Linked DNA regions of Mus musculus: region 2 is linked to region 1. A link is a loop called in an ENCODE intact Hi-C map of the cell type or tissue named here. Cell type or tissue: left cerebral cortex. All regions are shown on one strand.

Evidence for each region. Hi-C counts contacts between places; a loop is a spot of excess contacts. Peaks named below come from ENCODE experiments on the same cell type or tissue, not always from the same donor. Only the 100,000 strongest peaks of a DNase experiment are listed, where the experiment ranks them.
Region 2: a loop joins it to region 1, with 2.3 times the contacts of the local background. A loop is called at or near these places in 5 of 42 quality-filtered maps.

The regions. Positions count from the first base shown.
Region 1 is chr2:130,558,854-130,566,853 of GRCm38, reverse strand. It overlaps Mrps26 (mitochondrial ribosomal protein S26), which reads right to left and starts at 3,097. Exons shown (of 4, transcript NM_207207.1): 1 at 2,864-3,097; 2 at 2,627-2,773; 3 at 2,423-2,546; 4 at 1,460-1,916. The coding sequence starts at 3,075. The coding sequence ends at 1,797. It overlaps 4930473A02Rik (RIKEN cDNA 4930473A02 gene), which reads left to right and starts at 3,105. Exons shown (of 9, transcript NR_040348.1): 1 at 3,105-3,200; 2 at 5,931-6,164. In left cerebral cortex, CTCF peaks have their summits at 3,032 and 3,467; a DNase peak (open chromatin) is centred at 3,159; H3K4me3 peaks cover 1,970 bases; H3K27ac peaks cover 1,814 bases.
Region 2 is chr2:130,663,089-130,671,088 of GRCm38, reverse strand. Ddrgk1 (DDRGK domain containing 1) reads left to right here and starts at 6,444. Exons shown (of 9, transcript NM_029832.2): 1 at 6,444-6,614; 2 at 7,535-7,741. The coding sequence starts at 6,524. Itpa (inosine triphosphatase (nucleoside triphosphate pyrophosphatase)) reads right to left here and starts at 3,287. Exons shown (of 8, transcript NM_025922.3): 1 at 3,154-3,287. The coding sequence starts at 3,219. In left cerebral cortex, CTCF peaks have their summits at 3,353 and 6,843; DNase peaks (open chromatin) are centred at 3,325, 6,504 and 6,761; H3K4me3 peaks cover 3,032 bases; H3K27ac peaks cover 3,441 bases.

The DNA.
Region 1 (8,000 bases):
TGCAGTACCAGCAGCAGGGCACCTTCACGTCCAGTCTCCCTGATGAGTACTTGGGCAGTTCTGGAGTCTCAGGAGGAATCAGGTTGGTCTCACACTCCCTGTAGCTGTGGATGACCTTGAGAGTCTACTGATCCTCTCCCCTCTACCTCCAGTAAGCAGGCACTGACCCACCAGGCCTGGGGATTGAACCCAGGGCCTATGCAGGCTAGGCAATCGCTCTACCAAGTGAACGTCTGAAGCCCACTTCCTTCAGTTTTGCCGGACTAACCTAGCCCTGAAGGCCATGGCCACAGCATTCACCCCAGTACCCACTGATCATGAAGGGGCAAGGGTCCAGTGTCTCGGTTAAGTATCTTTGCTGTGACTGGGGAGATACATCCTGGCAGGAGTGGGAGTGGCAACCCATTCAGCAGAGTTCCTGGGGTTCACTGTGACAACAAAGATCCAGGAATGGACTAGGTAGCTCCTGACATGATCCTATCAGTCCACCTCAGATATTTGAATGCAGGGCCTGTGTTCCCCAGTCAGGGACAGTATCTACTACCCTAAAATGGGTGTTATGGCTGTCAGAGGGCTGCGTGTAGGACGACACCTGCACCTTAATGCCTGCTTCTTCACTGGAGTAAGAGGCTGCTATCACCCGCCAGGTTTTCATTTCTTAGGGATTCCAAAACCTTCAGCAGTATGAGAAGTAGCTACGATGGTTTTTCCTCCGAGTGAGTGCCTGGAGTTACTGTCAATGGTATTCATGTTTATGACAATGAAAGCAAAAAGGCAGGCAGCTCATTCACTAACATGTATACATTGCAGTCATGAACATCTGGGTTTGATCCCTAGTACCACATAAAAGCCATGTGCATCTAATCCCAGTGCCGGGCAAGCATACACAGATCAATTCTCTGAGGCTGGCTGGCTAGATAGTATAATTAGTGAGTGCCAGGTTCCAGTGAAAGAACCTGTCTCAAAAGCCAGAATAAAACACAGTAAAAAATAAACTAAAAAAACCAAAACAAACTTAAATCAGACCAAGGTGAGAGTCCTGAAGAATGACACCAAGGCTGCCCTCTGGCTACCACTTACACACACAGAAGGGCAGCAACTGACTGGAAGAAGCAGGTTTAGCTTGGGAGTCTACCACCTGCTGAGTAGTTCAAAATATGATAGATCAGGACAGGGCCTGGTTACAGAAGTCACTGCTGGAGAGCCATCAGGAGAAACAGGGCACCCTTTTTGCTTCCTGGATCTTGGACACACCAGACCCTAGCCAGAAAATCCCAGGATTGAGCAAAGCAGGTACCTAACTCATAGCTCAGTTAGGTGAAACTTGCTTCTGGCTAGAAACCTAAAGACTCAAATAATTAGGGACAAACGCCTTTGATTTTACAAGCAAGTTAGCATCTGGTGTAACTACTTTCCTCTTTCATTAGCACTGTAACTATAGCCAGTAAATGGGCAAGACTGGGCTCCAATACTTTATTTATAAAAGCAGGAAACATTTGGCTCACACGACTCCAAGAGACTTACAAGACAAGCTTGGCTTCTAGAGGGGACACAGTCCAGTCCGATCCTCTGTGCGATAGGAACTTCCCAGAGTTTAATGCTGCCCTGAGTTTGTCTGTGGTGCCAGAACAGGGACATCTGGGAGTTCCCAGTCAGGTGGTGAGTGCCGAGCCTGGAGTGACTGAGGTTGCTCTGGAAACGGCTGAGCCATCCTCCTGGGATGTACCAATTCCTATCCCAGTACACAGACCCTAGGCAAGCACTGTGCTTATTTGGGCCCCCAGAAGTCTCTGTGCTCAGTTCCTGACCACCTGCCCTTCTTTGGTGACGGCCCAGTTGTAACTCTTCGGAGAGTCCAACGCTTCTTCTATCCGTGCCTCCAGGTTCTCCCGAGTGATGAAGTTTTTTGCCTCCTCCTACAGGAAGAGAAAGGTTGGCTTTGTGGGATCTCTCCCAGAGCTGGCTGCCTGCACTGTCTCTAGTCCACGGGTGTCAAAAGAACCCAGGGTCTCTTTGAGTGTCCCACCAATCGTCCAGCACAACTGTACTAGGTGACCTCGACCATCATATTGCTCTTCCTTGGACAATCACCCATCAGATCTCTCGGCCACAACCCAAGAACAAATCGTGACAACCTGATTAGAGGTGGGTGGACTCTCTCAAGTGCATGAATCCCTCTTACGTGTTAAAAAGCGCTCCATTCTCACTTACGGTTTCCCTGACTTCAAGTTTCACAAGGCAATACTAGCCTGTAACCTTTTACTGACCATTGCCTGCGAGGCATACCCTCTGCGCTGATGGAGAAGCCTCCTGAAGACTCTGGTCACTTGACGCCCAGTGCTGTCATCCCCCCCCCCCCCCCCCAGCCTCCCTTGCTGGGGTCTCCAATGTCCACATTCCCCATGACCTCCTGCATGCCCACCTGCAGCTTGAGCACTTCTTGCTCTTTCAGTTGCACCCAAGCCTGCTCCTCCTGAGCCCTCTGGGCCTGGGCCTCAGCCTTCTGCACCTCCTGGGCCTGTGCTTCCAGCTGCAACCTCGCTATCCTGCGAGGGGCAAGACGCCGAGGGTGAGCGGGGCCACAGATGAGCCTAGCCCAGCCCACCCAGTCCCGGGCCTCTCGCACCGTAGCTCCTGCATTCGCCGGTTCTCGTCCCGGTTCCAGGCCATCAGCTCCCGGTGCTCCGTGATGGCCTGCTGCGCCTTGCGCTCGGCCAGAACCCCGGCTCGGGCCTCGTGCAATTTCCTTCGCACCTCCAACGTGAACTCTAGCCTGGGGAGGACGGGCTTCGAGTCAGCACCCACCCTCGGCCCCGGCCCTTCCCGAAGGGCGTCTGCCCTCCACACGCACAAGCACACGCACCTGAGAGCGCGCACGGTCTCCCGGTACTGTCGGTAGCGCTCGGTCAACACGAAGAATTCCGCAGGGTCCACGGCGGGAGGCGTCTGCACCCGTCCGACCTTGGATTTGGCAGGCGGGTCATGGCGGGTCTTGCGGCCGCGCACGGGCAGGAGCAGCGGGGTCGGGGGCCGAGTCTCCGGCCGCGCCGCCAGGCGGTTCAGAGCGCGCAACATGACAGCCAGCGCCTGCGCCTGCGCCCGGCCCGGAAGTGGCCGCGGAGCACCACGGGAGCCTCCTGTCCTCGTCCCTGTTGGGCGGAGCTCTTGCTGTCTGGTCCAATGCACGTCCGGACTCTCGGGTAGAGTGGGAGGGGTCGAGGGGCACCTTGGAGACCCACAGCTTGCTGGGCTGCGTCGCCCGCTAAAGACAGCTACACCGCAGGACGCTCTGCCCACTTGTTCACAAGTTTGGACACCGTCCCAAGTGTGTGGCTCTGGGGCTCTCTGGCCCGCCGATGGCCTGTCTACCCTCCCAGACCTGATGCAAGAAATTTGGAGTTCCTGGCTACTTTAAACTTTAGATTTGCAAACCATTTCCTTGCACTGCACTGCCCTGCTGTGGTCTTGGGGGAGCTCTGCAGTTGCCAGAGTTCTCAGTATCAGTGACAACTTGTTCTCAACTGGGCGACCTGTGAGGTGACCCTTGTCCTCTTCCACCTGACCCGGGGTCTTCCCACCTCGAGACTACTCTTATTTATGAAGTACAATTTCCTCTCCAACTGAAGAGAAACAGCAGTGCAGCAGGGCAGAGAGCATCTGTCTCAGAAGTAGCTCGTTCCCCTCTGCCTCTCCAGCAAGGAGAGTTGTTGGAAATCAGAAGCTGACCCGAGTACTGGGGAACTGAACTTTCACCCCACTCATTAGTATTGTCTAGACCAGATTCTGCAGAGAACACCAGGCCATGGTCCTGCACTTCCAGGACACTTGGGAGTGTCTGAGGAGCCAGGACTGGGTGCAATAACAGACATTTTCTCAGAAGAGAACAGAGGCTGCTTAAACCCTGCTCTCAACTTCCAGGCTTGGTGGAGGCCCAGTCTGCACTTTCTTTCTCTCAGTCAGGCTTTGGAGATGAGATGCCAGAGTGTACTCTGGAGTCCTGGGGGCAAGCTGGTGACAGGTTTTCCTCCAGGGTTCCGGCCATAAGACCATTGCTGGGCCCTGGAGGATCCAGGATGGATGGTCTGTGGAAACCAGGGCATTACTGCTGCCCTACCCTGGAGTACCACAGGGTTGCTCCGAATGTCAGGGAACCTGACACTCCCACCCTGTTTTTGTTTTTGTTTTGTTTTTTGGCAGGGTCTCACTAGATAGCTCTGTCTAGCCTGGAACTTACAGTGTAGATCAGGCTCACAGAGATCCACCTGCCACTGCCTCCTAAATTCTGGCATTAAAGGCATATGCCACCATACCTGTCCTAACCCTTTCTTCTTCAGGGTCACCCTAGACAACCGGCAACTCATCTCAGATAACTTAAGTGTCTAGGCCAAGAGAATATTCTAGGGTATGGGCCATTTCCCTAGAGGCTCCCTAACCTTGCTGGCTCTGAAGTCCTCTCGCTAGTCAGGTGCACCCATCCTTTTAGAAGGTTTCATAAATGTAAGAGATTTAGATCTAAGGTAGATGAAAGTGTGGAGTCACTCTGAGTAGATAATGCTACAGAACTAGAAGGCAGGTTTTCTGCCCTCTTTCTTTGGCCTGATGGGGATGTGGACTGGTATGCAGTGGTGATGAAAGTAACTGTTTCCATTCACTGACCCTCCCTGCTAAAGTGGCAAGATAGAATTGTTGAGGGCAGAAGCCAGGAAAGGAGGCTTTTCTGGGCACTTCATGGGTAGAGGCACAGAGCTGGAGGGACGGAAGCCTCCTCATTTACCAAGGGGTAAACTATGAATGAGGTGATTCCAGGTGACTGTAGGACCCTATTCAGATGGTTCCTGGATTTAACGATCAGGCCATTCTATTTCCTCTGGTGTCAAATCCAGTGATATCTTTAAAACAAAAACCCTCAAACAGGGTCTTTCTTATTTGCTGGCCTTATATTTCTAACAAAGCCAAGGCTGGCCTTGAACTTGTAGCAATACCCCTGCATCTACCTCCAGGGTGCTAAGATAGTGTGTGCCACCATACCAAGGTACAGTGATATCTTGAAACAGGGAGGTACAAGTTGCTACTCAAACCCCTTCCCACAATGTTCTATGAACAAATATGAAGTTGCTGTTGGCTTTTAAGGTCACTGGACAAATGCTCCCCCATCTTAGATCTTCCTAGGAATCGGAGGTTGAAACACAAAGCAGAATGGGGCTGGAGAGATGGCTCAGCAGTGAAATCCTGGATTTGGTTTCCAGCATCCACATCAGGTAGCTCAGAATGGCCTGCAACTTCAATTCCTAGGGGTCTAACGCTCTCTTCTGGCTTCTGGGGACACTCACATGCATGTGTACATACGGCACATAAGTAAAAAAAAAACAAAAAACTTTTAAAACCAGATTTAAAAAATAAAATTTCAATGATTTATTTTTCTATGTTCATTGGTGTTTTGCCTGCATGTATGTCTGTGTGAGGGTGTCAGATCCCCTGGAACTGGAGTTACAGACAGACGTTGAGCTACCAGTGGGTGCTAAGAGTCAAACCCAGATCCTCTAGAAGAACAGTCAGAGCTTTTAACCACTGAGCCATCTCTCCAGACAAATAAATCTTTTTCAAAAATTTAAAATGGACCCGCTCATAGGGCAAAGGCATTTTCTGTCAAGCCTGGGGACATGGAGTTAAGCCCTGGAAGCCACATGCTGGAAGGGGAGAACTCCTGCCATTTGTTCTCTGGCCTACACATGTGACATACATGTGCCCGCGTACATGTGTGCACACGCACACACTAAAAAACAAAAATGTAAAATGGCTACCAAATGTTCAAAGCGGTACACAGGCCTTGCCATGAGCTTCTTAACTTCACTAACAGGTTACCATAGAGACATACTGGGAACAAACCCACAAGGAACTTTTTTGGAAATCTCTTTTCTTTTCTCTAACAGGCTGGTCTCAAACTTCTGAGCCTCTTTGTTCCATATCAAGACAGCTGGAATGGCAGCGGTTACCACTATGGCCAGCTCATTCAGTGCTGCAGACTGAACGCAGGGCTCTCTACACACCAAGCAGGCGTTCGGCCAACTGCTATGGCTCCAACCCCATGTTCTGGACTCTAACTAACTTCTTAAGGGCTAAGAAACACCTAAGAGCTAGTTTTGTCCCCTGACCTGGACACTGCGGTGAGTTTACAGAACTTACAATCACCCTGTTTTCTGTAGAAGCTGCCTCAACCATCTTGACATGTTTCAAATGTGTGTTCACTTTCCTCTTCAATGTCCAAGTGCACCAAGCTTGATGGAACGCTGACACAAGTCTAACTGGATCTGTTTTGAATTTGCAAATTGACTCTGCATCTAAATAGATATTTGTTGTGAAAACTTTATTGTGTTGTGTGTGTGTGTGTGTGTGTGTGTGTGTGTGTGTGTGCACATGTGCCATGGGAGGTCCAGGGACAACTTGCTGGAGTGCATTCTTTCCTGGGAATTGGCCTCAGGTTGTCAGGCTTGGTAGCAAGCCCAGATAGTGGTCCACGCTGTCTTCACGTCCCTACTTCTTGGGCTGCATGCTCAAGTTCCTGCCCTTGCAGCCTTGCACCCTTCCTAACCTCAAAAGGAAACTAAGATGGAGATTCCCTGGCTTGCCCAGCTCAGGACTCTGGCCTGAGAACAGGGAGCCCGGCAGCGTGTACAGGGGTCTAAGCGAGTTCAGACTTACTCACATGCAAAACAGTATGGCAAGCTTCACACTAATAGACTCGGCACCAGGACTGGGCCAATATGGACAGAGATGGGCTTAGGTGGGCTGATGCCCACCCAGGGTTGACCTCTCTTGCAAGCACCGCAGCAGAGGTGATTCTCTTTGGGGGCTGTCAGTAGGGGATAATTTTAAGTTTTCTTCATGCTGTGCTCATCCGCAGTCATTTGTAGATCTGGGCACTACTAGCATGGGCTGCTGGAAACACATCGTTGCAGCCCAAGTCTGAGCCAGTGGCTCTGCTCTCACCACCAGCTGTAAACCTCTGGGAGTGGGGTGGGGTAAGAAGAACATTTATAGGGTTAACCAATCTGTACTTGGGCTGAAAACCATATTAAGGTAGGGCCACGCTTGGCATAATGGTGACCAGAGCCATTGGATGGTCAAGTGCACCCAGCTCTAGGAAAGTGACGGGCAGCATAAGAGGTACCACTGTGGGAGCTGGGCATGAGCTTCAGGATGCCTCTAACCCTGCCTTCCTAGAGCTGTCTTATTAGCAGGATCAGGAAATGTATGCTACATCCAGAGAGACACAGACTTTGCTAAGCGTGTGTGTGTGTGTGTGTGTGTGTGTGTGTGTGTGTGTGCATGTATGTATCTATGTATTTTTTTTTGAGACAGGGTCTCACTGTGTAGCTCTAGCTGTCCTGGAACTCAAAGTAGGAAAATGTATGCTATATTAAACTATTCCAAGAAACAGACTCTAATAAATGGATGACTTGTTTTTCGAGACCGGGTCTCATTGTGTAGCTCTGGCTGTCATGGAACTGGATCTGTTGGCTGACCTCAACTTCAGATCCTAGTGTTTTATTTTTCCTGTGTGTACTGGACGGTTTTGTGTGTCAACTCGACACAGGCTGGAGTTATCACAGAGAAAGGAGCTTCAGTTGAGGAAATGCCTCCACGAGATCCAACTGTAAGGCATTTTCTCAATTAGTGATCAAGGGGGAAAGGCCCCTTGTGGGTGGGGCCATTTCTGGGCTGGTAGTCTTGGTTCTATAAGAGAGCAGGTTGAGCAAGCCAGGGGAAGCAAGCCAGTAAGGAACATCCCTCCATGGCCTCTGCATCAGCTCCTGCTCCCTGACCTGCTTGAGTTCCAGTCCTGACTTCTTTCAGTGATGAACAGCAGTATGGAAGTGTAAGCCAAATAAACCCTTTCCTCCCCAACTTGTTTCTTGGTCATGTTTGTGCAGGAATAGAAACCCTGTGTATGTGTGCTTGTCATGTACAAGCACGTCTTCATGCAGACACATGGAGGTCAG
Region 2 (8,000 bases), 100 kb before region 1:
ATGCTTTCACTAACCCCCGTTGACCTTCACCGCTTTCCCCATGGAACAGCAAGCCAGGCTGAAGCAGCAGCTCCCATGCCTGACTGAACTTTTCTTTAACTGTGTAGCACTGGCTGGCCTGGGACTCACCCCTCAGCTCAGTACTAGCATTACAGGAACGAGCCATCCTGCGTAGCTTCCTAGTGACTTTTAACCCTATTAAAATCAGGGACTAGTCAGACATCAATGGGAGGAGAGGGCCTTGGTCCCGTGAAGGCTCGATGCCCCAGTGTAGGGGGCTGCCAGGACAGGAAAGTGGGTGGGTTAGTGAGCAGGGGGTGGGGGGATGGGATAGGGGGCTTTGGGAGGGGAAACCAGGAAAGGGGGTAACATTTGAAATGTAAACAAAGAAAATATGTAATAAAAATTCAAAATAGGGCTGGTGAGATGGCTCAGTGGGTAAGAGCACCCGACTGCTCTTCTGAAGGTCCAGAGTTCAAATCCCAGCAACCACATGGTGGCTCACAACCATCCGTAACAAGATCTGACTCCCTCTTCTGGTGTGTTTGAAGACAGCTACAGTGTACGTACATATAATAATAAGTAAATCTTTAAAAAAAATTCAAGGCCAGCCTGGTCTAAAGAGTGAGTTCCAGGACAGCCAGGACTATACAGAGAAATCCTGTTTCAAAAAAACAACAAAACAACAAAACAACAACAACAACAAATCAGGGGCTAGAGTGGGTGAGCAACCAGGTGTGCAAAGCTATTGTTTTGAAAATTACACCTCAATATAGTTTATTTTTGTGTTTCTGTGGTGTAAGGCATGAACTTTACCACTTTGCCCCTCACCCCAACACACACACACAACTTTTATGAGACCAGCTTTCACTATGTAACTCAAAGTCCTCCTATTTCAGCTTCCAGAATGATAAAATTAGAAACACGTACCACCGAGTCCTGCTCTTTTTGTACATTAGACTATTATTTCTATTTCCATAGGAAGACTGTACGTTCAAGGCCAGCCAAGGCGGTACACCAAGAGCCTATCTTGGAAAGAAAGGAGGGAGGGGGCCATCAAGATGGTGCAGCAGGTAAAAAGCCCTTACTGCATTCACAGGCCTGAAAGCCTGAACTTGTCAAGTAAGCCATGGTGCAAGAAGAGAACCAACTCCTAAAGCCACTCTCTGGCCCCATGCCCCACCCCCAACACATAAACATAATTAAAATACTTTTTTAAGGGCAGGGAGGTGGAAGGAAACTTCTGAGTTGCAGTCAGGAAAGTGCTGCACCTGTCATTCCAAATCCTTGTCCCTAGGCAGGTTAAAGGGAGGGAAGATCAGAAGTTCAAGGCCAACTCAGGTAGAGAGTCCCTTTTTCAAGAGATGGGGGAGGGGAGACATGGGGCTCGAGAGATGGCTCAGTGGTTAAGGACACCTGTTGCCCTTACAGAGAACCCCAATTTGGTTCCTAACACCCACAGGGTGGCTCACAACCATCTGTAACTCCAGTCTCAGCAGATCCAACGCCCTCTCCAGGTCTCCACAGGCACAGACATATATGCAAACTCATAAAGTAAGTTAATTTTTTAACTGGGCATGTTGTGCTGTGGTAGTGACTCAATGGGAAGAGCACTCGCCAACACAAGCACGGTGACCTAAGTTCTGGTCCCTTGCACCACATAAAAGTCTGGGACAGTCGTGCTACCTGTAACCTCAGCCCCGGAGGAGGCAGAGACAGGCGGATTGCTTGAGCTTGCTACCCCACCAAAGAGCACACTCTAGGTTTGAGACTCTGTCACGAGGGAATAAGGAGGAAGATAATCATTGGCTTTAAGTCCTGGGTTAGATCCAAAGTCAGAAGAAAATTAAATAAAGCCTCTGGGTCTTTGTTCTAAAAGCTGTAGCATGTAGAGTTTTGACAAACTTGTCACATTTTTCTTTTGTTAACCTGCCTTTTGTTATACTGTGGTCAGCCATGATTCTTTTTTTTTTTTTTTTAAACCCGAGTCTTTCTACTGCTGACTTTTATCTATAACACAACAGTGTTATTCTCCCAGAAAGTGAAACCTTGTCAGAGCTACCGTGCCAAACCCTACTAAGAAACGCCTGTGAGTGCCTCATGCTTTAGAGAGAGGCAGATGGAGGAGGATATGATGACCACAGCATGGGATTCTGGAAAACACATACTGAGATGTGTTCATTTCAGGAAGCGCTGCCAAGCATACTTTTAGACTAGCTTTATGTCCCAAAGCAAGCAGAATAAAAGGTTCACTATAGCCAGTTTTGGATTATCAGGTTGTCATGAAAAAATGGCAGAAAGAGGAACATTTGCCTGGTGTAACTTGGATTAAAGGTCCCTTTGTCCTCAGTTTAAGAATGCAGTGAATTGGTAGGCAGCATTTCTGCTGCTATGGGTACCTCAAGTTGGCTAGCTTTCAAGCTTTGAGGATTCTTCAGCCTCTCCCTCCCATCTTGAGGAGTTACAGAAGTGTGCTGCTACACACATCTGGCTTTCCCATGTGTCCTGGGGATTGAACTCAGGTCAGTCTTGACTGGCAAGTGCCTTTCCTCATTCATGTCAGCCATGATTCTTATGAGGTATTACACATCTCAGATATGGAAGGGTAGATGGAACTATACTCAATTTGGATCAACATCCCTCCATTACCCCCCCCCCACACACACACACTGCTTTTCAGGAGGGGAGGTGTCTGAACTCAGGTTTAAAATCTAGGGCTTCAGGGGTAATTTATCTTTGTCACACATGTCACTACTCCAGCTCCTATAGCCTGCTGACTTTACCAGCTCATCTAAAAAACTCGTGAGGTGGAGCATGCGTGCAGCCCCAGAATTCGGAAGCCAGGAGGGTCAAGAGAATAAAGTCAGTTCTGGCTACACAACAGGGTCAGACTAGCCTGGACTACACGAGTCATTATCTCCAAAATAATGATTATATATATAAAAAAAAAATTCCTCTGACCCTCAAGGCGCCACACTCCACGGCGGTCTCTCCCCAAGCCCAGACCTTCAACACAGCCAGGGGCAAACCCCACACTCCCCGAGGCTACAACTCGTAGCCTCGTTTCCCGCCTTCTCTCCCGTGCATCCCTGGTGAAAGCCCAGCAGCCCAATCACCACCCGCCTCCGAGACAGTCTCCACACCCCACAACACCTCCTCCAGCTTCTTGGCGTTTCCCGTCACAAACACGATCTTCTTCCCGACCAAAGACGCAGCCATTGCAAGCGAGGGTTACGGTCCAGAATGCCCAGTAACCCTTTGCCGGGAAGGTACTTCCGGCCGGAGGCGGAAGTAGGTAGCTCGGTTTCCGGCCCTATCGGATGCCTGAAGCTTGCCTCCGGCTACTGCTGCCAACATCCGGGAGGTGGCAGCCGCGGCAGATGAGCATCCCGCAGCCTGTGTCTGAGGCGCTTGGGACGCGCTGAGGGGTGGAGAGGTCTATCAGCGCGCAGATCCTCTGCTAAGCAACTCCGGGGAGCCAAGAACCCGCGCCCTGACGGGTGTCGGCTGTGGTGGCGCCCCTCCGGCACCTCCAACTCTGTTGAGAAAGACTATCTTTTAGACAAGGGCTGTAAGCCTGGGAGTCTATCCGAACCTCACTGCGAACTTAAGACAGCATAACCAAGCAGTCTTTTACGTGTTAGGCTTGATAGCTAGTGTTTCGACTCCTTTTTTCTTGCCCAGCTAACCCTATCCCTTCTCTATTCCGTCACCTCAGCCTTTGCATTGGGAACACACCAAGGAAGATGAGTGACCCTCTTAGCCCTACCCTGTGAGTGCATGAGCCCCTTCAAGAAGAGGGTGTCGCATTCCCTGAAACTGGAGTTACAAGTGCTTTTGAGCTGCCTGGTGTGGATGTTGGGAACTGAGCCTAGGTTCTCTGAAAGTTGTAAGCTCAAGCTGGAGAGATGGCCAAGCGGTTAAGTACATGACTGCTCTTCCAGAGTTAGTTGTGTTCCCAGCACCACATGGTGGTTTTCAGTTGTCTGTAACTCCAGTTCCTGGGAATGCATTGCCCTCTTCTGGTTTCTGAAGGCACTAGGCATATATAATGCAGCGCACATACGAGCAGCTAAACACTCATACATATAAAAAACATCTTAAAAAAAAAAAAAAGCCGAGCATGGTGGCGCACGCCTTTAATCCCAGCACTCGGGAGGCAGAGGCAGGTGGATTTCTGAGTTCGAGGTCAGCCTGGTCTACAAAGTGAGTTCCAGGACAGCCAGGGCTATACAGAGAAACCCTGTCTCGAAAAACAAAAAACAAAACAAAAGTACAGGGTGCTAGCTGGAAGTGTGGCCATTTATAATCCCAGCACTGAGATTAAAGCAGGAAGATCATGAATTAAAGGCTAGCCTGGGCTATATATGGTGTCAGGGATGTAGCTTGATGGTAGAACATTTGCATAGCATGACCAAGGTCCTGGGTTTGGCCCCCAGAATCACACACACAAACAATAGAATCCTAATCAAGCCTGGCTGTTTAGCTTAATGTTATTAACCTTGTACAGCCTTGGGTATTGTTATATAGATGCAACTTACTTAAGGGGCTTATGGGACTTAGGCAAGCACTGTACCACTGAGCCACATACCCAGCCCACTAATGAGTTTTTCTTAAACTCTAGAGCTGTCCTCACAGAGTAGCCAAAGCTATGTTCTCCTCAAATCTTTGCTCGTGACCTTAATATTGCGTGTTACACAATTCAGAAGCTTTGCTGTATACAGTGTCTTTGGAGACAGATCATAGTGTCCTCTTCACTGCCCCTCGATGGTGTTATTTTTTGAGGACCTGTGGTTCATTAGAGTTGGCTGGGAAAGGCTGGGCTGAGTAACATGGCCCTTCCTGCATGTCACTTGTCTCTCTCTTTCATGAAGTTAAAGGGAATCCTCAGAAAAGTGGAGAAGTAGAGGTTTTTAAAGCAAAGGTTAGAGAGAGAGAGAGAGAGAGAGAGAGAGAAGCTGAGGCATTTAACATCCAAGAAGTCACAAACACACACAAATATATATATATATATATATATATATATATATATATGTATATATATATATATAGAGAGAGAGAGAGAGAGAGAGAACAGGTACTAGATTTTATATATATATATAATCACATATAAGCATATATATTACATATATAGGCCAGGTAATTAATATACATATATATATATATATATATATCACATATAAAATAACATTTGTTAAGAAGCCAGCCAGGTGTGGTGGCACACGCCTTTAATCCCAGCACTTGGGAGGCAGAGGCAGGTGGATTTCTGAGTTCGAGGTCAGCCTGGTCTACAGAGTGAGTTCCAGGACAGCCAGGGCTACACAGAGAAACCCTGTCTCGGAAAAAAAATAATAATAATTCAGGAGCCAGGCAGGTCTGTGGTGCCACATGCCTTTAATTATAACCAAGGAAGAGGCAAGCAGATCCCTCTAAGTTTGTGGCCAGCCTTGTGTACATATTGAGTTCTAGGCCAGGCAGGGCCATATAATGAGAGCTCAAAGAACTAAAACAAAACAACCCATCCTCAAAAGATGGAGGAGCGTCTGGACATCAGGGTGCACACCTGTACTCCCATATAATCCAGGCACTTATGAGGCAGAAGCAAAGGATCAGTTTAAAGTCACCATCTACTATACACCAAGTCCAAGGCCAGCCTAGGCTACCAGATACCCTGTCTCAGAACAAAACCAAACAACTAAAGGTGGGGGGCAGCTGCGATAAAATTCCAGCAAAGCCTCAACCTTCAGCCGAACATGGATCTAAATCTCCAAATATACGGAAAGAACGTAGGTGCTAGAGATAAAGCTTACCGTAACAGCGCTTGCCTGACGCCTGGAAGGCCTTAGGTTTATCAACATTGAGAAACAAATTACAAAACATTCCACATTTACAGAAAGTAATACAATGGATGCCTAACTTGCAGTATTAATAAGATATTCGTACACACGTTGCATTTTTCAGTGCTCCAAATTAAACTAAGGGCCTTGGCCATGAGTGCTCTACTACTAATCTACAACCCCAGCTTAGTCCCCTACTTACTCGCCCCACTATTTTCTTCCTTTTTCTTTCTTTTTTTCTTAAACACTTATTTGACGTGTATGAGTGTTTCGCAGGTATGCATATCTGTGTATAACCTGCGTGCCTGACACTCGAGAGGGTCTGAAGAGGGTTTTGGGTCCCCTGGAATTGAAGTAATAGAAGGTTGTAAGCCACTATGTGGGTGCTGCGAACTGAACCCTGGCCCACTGGAAGAGCAGTCAGCGTCATTAAATGCAGACGACCTCCATGTTGCCATATAGCCAGAGACGACCTTGAAATGTTGGTCTCCGAGTCTCCACTTCCCGAGCACTGGGATGGCAAGCAAATGTGGCATCAGGGACTCTTCAGTTAACTGAGGCCCAGGTCAAGCCCAGGGTGGGGGCGGAGCTCAGCGAGCGGCTGGGCAGGGCGGACGGTAGTGGGCGGGGCCTGGCGATCCGGATCCCGCAGGCGCGCTGGCTGCGCTGCCCGGCTGTCTGTCGTCATGGTGGGGCCCTGGGTGTATCTGGTGGCGGCAGTTTTGCTCATCGGCCTGATCCTCTTCCTGACTCGCAGCCGGGGTCGGGCGGCAGCAGGTAGGAGGTGCCGCCGTCCCAGGGCTGGAGGAATCCGTTTTTCAGAGTTCCTGGGCTTTGGTAGGCCCTCGACTCGTGCGCATGCACTGACGAGCTTTCCTGTGCTTACGAGGAGCTTGTGCGCTGGCCCGAGCTTTGCGCACGCGCCTTAGGACACACTCGGAATTAGCGCGGAGCCCAGAGCTGGGGATGCAACCTAGGAACCAAGCCTGCCTTTCTACTCTGCACCAATAGGAGAGGCTGCCGGTTTTCTAATCCTGCCCAGTGTGTTCCGCTTACTAGGAGTAGGAGGGCTAAGCAGCCTTAGGAAACTGAATGCATCTCCCGCCAAAGAGGGCACCCATGCTGCTTTGCCTCGCCTCCACCAGGGTTAGAAGTGGCCTGGCACTGACAACCTGACAGTCCCCCTTACTAACATTTCACGTAAGTGTAGGAGTTTCTATATATCTCTCTGATGCCTGACCCCATAAGCCACCTCAGAGCACCTCTGTGTCCCACGGGCAGAAGAGACAGAAGCTGAGGTAAAGCTGATTGCCAACAAGTCTTCCAGGGAGGGACGATTCAGCCTCGACTGTGACATGTAGTCTCTGGTTGGCGTACCCTATAAAATCATAACATAGCAAGAAGTAAATGTAATCTTGCAGCGGGCATGGAGCGAGATCTGTAAACCTCAGGGTGAGAGTATCCTCACAGGTCGCCTGTTCAAGATGAAGATATCAAAGGAGGTAGGAAATGAGAAGTGAGCATCAGGCCAAAGTGTGCGTACAAAAAAGGCCTTGACAAACCTAAGTTGGGACTTGGTGCTGTGGGCAGCAATAGTCTGAGGTGGTTCAGCAGGGGGATGAGACTCCCAAGATCCTGTGCTTCACTCTCTTGAAGATGGGCTGCTTGACAGTGTTATGATTCCTCCCTCCCAAAAGCTGACGGAGAACCACTGCACAATGAGGAAGAGAGGGCAGGAGCAGGCCAGGTAGGCCGCTCTTTGCCCCAGGAGTCTGAAGAACAGAGAACTGGAAGCAGACCCCGGCGTCGGAGGGACTTGGGCAGCCGTCTACAGGCCCAGCGTCGAGCCCAGCGAGTGGCCTGGGAAGACGGGGATGAGAATGTGGGTCAAACTGTTATTCCAGGTAAGAGGGCCCAGCCTGGGGGAGGGCTGGATTAAAGGCGTTCGGAAGTCTCCCAAGCTAGAGACACACAAGGAGCATGAAGCCAGTGGAGGAAGGACATTTAGTGGTAGGACTGGAGTCTTGGGCCTGGGCTTTGGTCCTTGAAGTCAGCATTTCTTAACTCAATCCCTGTTCTATTGGGCGTCACTTCCTTCATCTTGGTTCAGTGCAATTAGCTGTAACCCTAGAATAAGTGCTTAGAAATAGAGACATTTCAGCT